2 separate regions of the Homo sapiens genome follow, and region 2 is linked to region 1. Evidence: read pairs that join two places in POLR2A ChIA-PET (ENCODE). Cell type or tissue: PC-3. All regions are shown on one strand. Links, peaks and the distances in the headings refer to the core of each region. The heading gives the core; the rest is flanking DNA.

What was found. ChIA-PET counts read pairs that join two places held together with the same protein. Peaks named below come from ENCODE experiments on the same cell type or tissue, not always from the same donor. Only the 100,000 strongest peaks of a DNase experiment are listed, where the experiment ranks them.
Region 2: POLR2A ChIA-PET joins it to region 1 with 5 read pairs; 2 of 35 experiments call an interaction of 5 or more read pairs at or near these places.

What each region holds. Positions count from the first base shown.
Region 1 is chr1:63,745,307-63,748,217 of GRCh38, forward strand. No RefSeq gene overlaps it. Among named protein-coding and RNA genes, the nearest start is that of ROR1, 27 kb to the right of the region's middle. RefSeq lists an enhancer at 972-1,266. In PC-3, for the core only: no CTCF peak of the experiment used is centred there; a DNase peak (open chromatin) is centred at 1,155; H3K4me3 peaks cover 355 bases; H3K27ac peaks cover 2,500 bases.
Region 2 is chr1:63,677,369-63,680,279 of GRCh38, forward strand. All of the region lies in intron 1 of LOC105378771 (a long non-coding RNA gene), which reads left to right. Among named protein-coding and RNA genes, the nearest start is that of PGM1, 85 kb to the left of the region's middle. In PC-3, for the core only: no CTCF peak of the experiment used is centred there; no DNase peak of the experiment used is centred there.

The DNA.
Region 1 (2,911 bases), core at 212-2,711:
ACATTGGGATGGTTTGTTATGTAGCATTATCGTAGCAATAGAGAGCTGACAAAAGCACCAGAGGAAAATCTCATCAGTGACAGGAAGTCTGCTCCCCTCTATCATGCCCTCTTTCTTATGCTTGTGGCTTTTGCATTTCCTTCTAATAGTGGCTGCCCCACTCTCACCCAGCCCCACAGAAACTCTGCAGTAAGGCCACTGGTTACCTACTGGGGAAAGGTGGCCAATGCTTACATTACAAACACACAGAAGAAACCATACTCATGTTTTCTCCAGCCCAGAGCAAGTCAGCAACATGTCAGAAATCCAGACCTTCCTCCTTTGTTCCTTTTGTGTTTGCACTTTGGTTCGCTTTCCACCCAATTCCCATCATGGCTCCTCTTTCTACTTAAAGACGGTTGTATCAAAGGGTTTCCAATCAAGAAATCTGCATTTGCACAGGTTTGGATTCACACTCTGGCTCAGCCTCCTACTAGCTGTGTGCTCTCAGAAAAGTCGCTCAACTCATTGAGTCTGTTTCTTTGTACATAAAATGGGGATGATAATTCCTACCTATAGGGTTATTGTGAGGATCAACTGAAGTATGTACTTAGGATGTATTAAATAATACATCAATAAATGGTAGTTTTGACTAATTCGTGGGCCCCATCCTCTCCAGTTCTCAACTCTGGGGCTCCTTTCAGAATTCTAGTTTGGGTTCAAACCACCTGCAAGCAGAATCCCATAGAATCTAGTCTCTTAGGACCTGCTCTAATCTCTAGTCCCTGCAGGCACCCAGGCTGATGTATTAGTGTCCCCATGCAAGTACCCTTTACAACAGAAAAGTGTCAAAACCCTTTTGCAAGTGGGTCAGTGGGCTATCCTGCCTCCCCAAACCCCAAGCTGTGCTGACCGCCTGCAATTATTTCCACATGATGCAATGCTCCCCCTCCCCTTGGGAGCAGTATTAGGTTTCCTCCCATTCCCATACACTTCAGAGACTGCTACCCTCTCACATTTCAGACGCTGACCTGCTCCTTTGCACTTTTCCCCTCTGCTTGTCTGGAGACCTGCATAATGAAATTCAGACAGTGGTGACTAACTTCCCCTCAGAACAAGGTGGCGTGGGCTGGCAGGGAGCATGCTTCTCCCAAGGCTGGGGCATAAAGCTGAGTGAGAGGAAGCTTGGTGACTTCATTGCTTCGTGTCAGATCAGAGGTTCCTCGCTCTGAAGGGAAAGGCAAACACTTTTGATCTGACTATGGGAGGCGGGGAGAATACATGCGATCTATAAAATGAAAGAGGCTTTCCAAAAACAACAAGGCTGAATCATAAGAACTTACATTTATGGAACACTCTGCCGTTTCTAAGGCTCTTTTCACACGCATTGTTTCATTTGACTCTCACAGCAGCCCTGGGAGGCACAGGGGACCAGGATTAACATCTCTGTTAGACCAACATTCCCGCTAGACCTTCCAGAAGAGTGCTGAGGTCACACAGTAAGGAGGTGGCAGAGACTAGGCCCACCTGCAGGCCTCTGGACCCCACACCCAGCACTCCGGCTCTGTGGTGCCGCCTTCTCTCTTGCACTTCAGACCATGAGTAAGGCCCAACATGTTTAAAGCTTTCCTGTAGAAACACCCCTTATGGCAGCAAACTTACTACCTCCGATGCAAACTTACTACCAAATCTTGCGTCTTATCTAAAAATTTCATTTGAACTATGAAGTTTGTTATATTAATTGCCACATTTATATTAAATATATTTTATATTCTTAAGGTAAAGGTGAAGCTTTTTATTTTTGCTTCCCTTAGATAAAATAAATGTTTCAGGAAGATGGCTTTGCTTAGCCTTGGGTGACTTCAGGAGCCCGTGGCACCAGGTTCTAGATGCTTTCAACCAGTGTGGAAGATGAGTGTGTGGCCTACATGCGACTGCCTGGAGAAATGCTTTATTGAGCCCCCACCTCAGTAAGGTGGTTTTTTAGTTGGTATTGTTGACTGAGGCTTCTTTTAAACCATATGTCCCAAACATTCCATGCTGCATTCTTTGACAATGGAAAGACACATGTTTGTAAGGTGTGTTTAGTATCTTGAGAGGCTGGAGGCAGGAGCTTTCGTGCATTCCCAGATGCACTGAGTGCACTTGCAGAGCAGAAAACATGTGCTTTAAGCAGGAATCAGTGATGGAAGCAGGCACAGCCAGAAGACCAGCTGTGTGTGGAGCTCAGCCGAGGGGTCGGAACACAAGATTTAGGGGCTCGGAATTGTTGTAACTCTATGCCATACCTTACGTCACCCTCCAGGCAGCTCTCTCTTGGAAGAGTCTTGGGGAGGAGTCCCACTGTCAGCCAGGGAGCATTCTCCTCTCTGTGCCTTTCAGGAGGTCCAAGATCTTTAAATTGTAACTTGGACTCCACAGGGCCCTGCGGTGCAAGCCTCAGCTGACTCTGGCTAGCCTTGCCAACTCCTGCTGTCCATCCCAGAGCTGGCTCAGCACTTGCTACTGGCGTTTTGCTTCAGAGAGGAATCCTGGCACCACCAATCTGCAAAGTTAGTTGAGACAATTATAGCACACTTATCAGAACAGATGGGATCAAAATCTCAAGTCAAAGGTGAGTGAGGTGACAATCATGAGGGCCGTCTCCTTTGACATGGGTTTGAAGGCAGTGGGAATATATTCCAAAGTGGTCTTACAATTGTTTGCAATTACAGACTAGGGATTTGCTGAAGGAAAGAGAGTCATCCAAGAGGACAATCTCAACAGCTAACATGTACAATGGTTTCTTATGTGTGCCAGACACTGGCCTTAGCATCTTAAGTGCATTTGTTTATTTACACCTCACAACAGTCTTACAAGGTAGGTACTAGTGTGACCTGTCCCGTTTACACAGATAAGAACATGAAATCACAGAGACTGTAAGTAACTTGTC
Region 2 (2,911 bases), core at 243-2,742, 68 kb before region 1:
GGCTGGTCTCGAACTCCTGACCTCAAGTGATCCTCCTGCCTTGGCCTCCCAAAGTGATGGGATTACAGGTGTGAGCCACCGCACCCAGCCTTCCCAGCTCTTGCTCTCCATGTCCCTCCAGTGTCTCTGATTAGCTGAACTCAGCCAGCATCCTGTGGATAAGGAGCCTGAGAAGTGTTTGCCCAGACAGCCCATGAGACTCAGCATAGGGCAGGAGAAGGGTGGCGAGTGGATCTAAGAGCTAGCAGGCAAATGATTGCACGAGGCCCTACCCTTTATGTGAAGGAGGGCAGCAGACAGTTTCCTTCCTTGACAACAGGGCTGTAGCAGGGAACAAAGGGGATCTGATAGGAGGAGGACAAGAACACTAATGGAGTAGAGAGAAACCATAGGTGAAGAATGGACCTTCCCTGTGTCGTGGTGCTTCAGTGTTGCTGGGAACAAGGCTTGACTCTGGTCATAAAGTAGTACCTTTAATGCTTCCAACTCATCTAGCTCTTGTAGTGCCAGTAACTCCTGTATGCCCCATTGCGAGTAGTCTCCAGTATCCATTCAGATCAGCTCCCCTGCACTCATATGCAGCCCCCCTCCATTGTTCTCTTCCTGACTTTCTGACTCTCTTAGTTCCAGAGGCCCCCTCTGCTGACACACCACTTCAGGCCTCTCTTGTTAAGGAGATTTAGGACACTTCTCTTTGGTTTTGCCCCCAGAGCAAAACCTGGCCTGCTCCTGGACCTGGTTGCAAAGAATTTTAACTCATGGTCTCACATGGAGACCTAGGCATTCTAATTATCTTAACTGGCAGGATAAAGTAACAAGCAATTCTTGAATGGCTACTGTATGTTCACTGCTGTATTTGGGATCATGTGGAGGGCATGCTGGTCACTGGACAAGGATGCCAGTGGATTACCCTTTTTTCACTGGACAAAGATTACCCTTTTTTCTAGGTAATCCTTTCTCAAAGAAATTAACTGCCTGCCTGCCTGCCTGCCTGCCTGCCTGCCTGCCTGCCTGCCTGCCTGCCTGCCTGCCTTTCTTCCCTCCTCCCTTCATCAAATATTTATATACCAGCTGGGGAATGCAGTGGTGAACGGGACATAGTCTCTGCCCTTAAGGAGCCTCAGTCTGGTGAGGGAAAGAAAATACAATTATAGTTAAATGAAAGAGGTGCATACAGATGGCTGTGGAAGCACAGAAAAGGGGCATCTAATCCAGCCTTGGGGAAGGGGAAATAGGGCTGTCAGGGAAGATATGGAGGCAGTGATACCTGGCAGGGTCTAGGGTAAAAGCAGGAGTTGACAAGTTTAAAATAAAGTTGCAGGCCAGGCACAGTGGCTCGCTCCTGTAATCCCAGCACTTTGGGAGGCAAGAGGTGGACGGGTCGCTTGAGGCCAGGAGTTCAAGACCAGCCTGGCCAACATGGCGAAAACCCATCACTACTAAAAATACAAAAATTAGCCAGGCATGGTGGTGCACACCTGTAATCCCTGCTACTCGGGAGGCTGAGGCAGAATGGCTTGAACTCGGGAGAGGGAGGTTGCAGTGAGCCGAGATTGCACCACAGCACTCCACCCTGGGCAACAGAGCAAGTGAGTCTCTGTCTCAAATTAAATAAATAAATAAAATTTAAAAGTAAATAAAATAAAATAAAATAGGGTTGCCAAATTTTTCAAATAAAGATACAGAATGCCCAGTTATACTTGAATTTCAGATAAACAACAAATAATTTTTTTAACATAAGGAAGTCCCAAATAATGCTAAAAATAATTCCATTATTTAAATTTAACTGAGTGTCCTGGATTTTACCTGGCACCGCCAGAACTGTTAAGAGAAGTGGAAAAAGAGTTCCAGGCAGAGGGAGGAGCTTATTAAATACTGGGAATTAAGAAGACAGTGAGTCAGGGAAACCACAAGATGTTCAGTGTCCAGGAAGAGATGCTCCTATTTCCCAGCCTAGAACAAAGGGATCTGATAGCCCCTCAAGAAGAGAGCTCAAATCTTGCTTTTTTGTCTGTGCCTTCCTATAGCATCTACATGGACACCTGTGGGCATAAGGAGTCCTTCCAACTTCCACTGCCCTTGCCCGCCTTCAGGCCCATCCCATTTCAGATCTCCCAGCAGATTCTCTGCTTTCAACCTCTCTACCAGCATCCAATCCTGTCACATAAGGCTGAAGCTTCCAGGGCCACCTTATCATCATAGATGGCTAGAACTGGGAGGGCATTTGCATTTCAAAGATGAGGCAAGAGTGGATCAAAAAGAGAAAGTGGATTGTACCAAGGACACCCTTGATATGATCAAGGTTAGTGGCAGAGCAAGCATGAGAACTCACATCTGTGACGCCATCCAGGTTTCCTTCTTCTGTACCCCTCAGCACTCTTCCTAAAGTCTTGCTGCTATGACCCCTCCAAGCCTCACAATGAAATTCGGTCCCCAGTGTTGGAAGTGGGACCTAATGGAAGGTATTTGGGTCATGGGGGCAGATCCCTCATGACAGGCTGATGCTGTTCTCACGGTGATGAGTGAGTTCTCAGTCTGTTAGTTCCTGAGAAATCTGGTTGCTAAAAAAGAGGCTGCCACCTCCCTTCTCTTTTTGCTTCTCCTCTCACCATGTGATCTCTGCACACACTGGCTATCCTTGATCTTCCACCATGAGTGGAAGCAGCCTGAAGTCCTCACCAGAAGCAAATGCTGACACCATGCTTCCTGTACAGCCTGCAGAACTGAGAGCCAAATATACCTCTTTAAAAAAAATAAATTACCCAGTCTCAGATATACCTTTATAGCAACACAAATAGAATAAGACAACAGCTTTACCCATTTTGTCTAAATGTTTCTTATTTCTTCATTATCTCAGGAGACAATTAAACCATCCACTCAAACTTTGTCTTATTCATTATGGATGACTGTG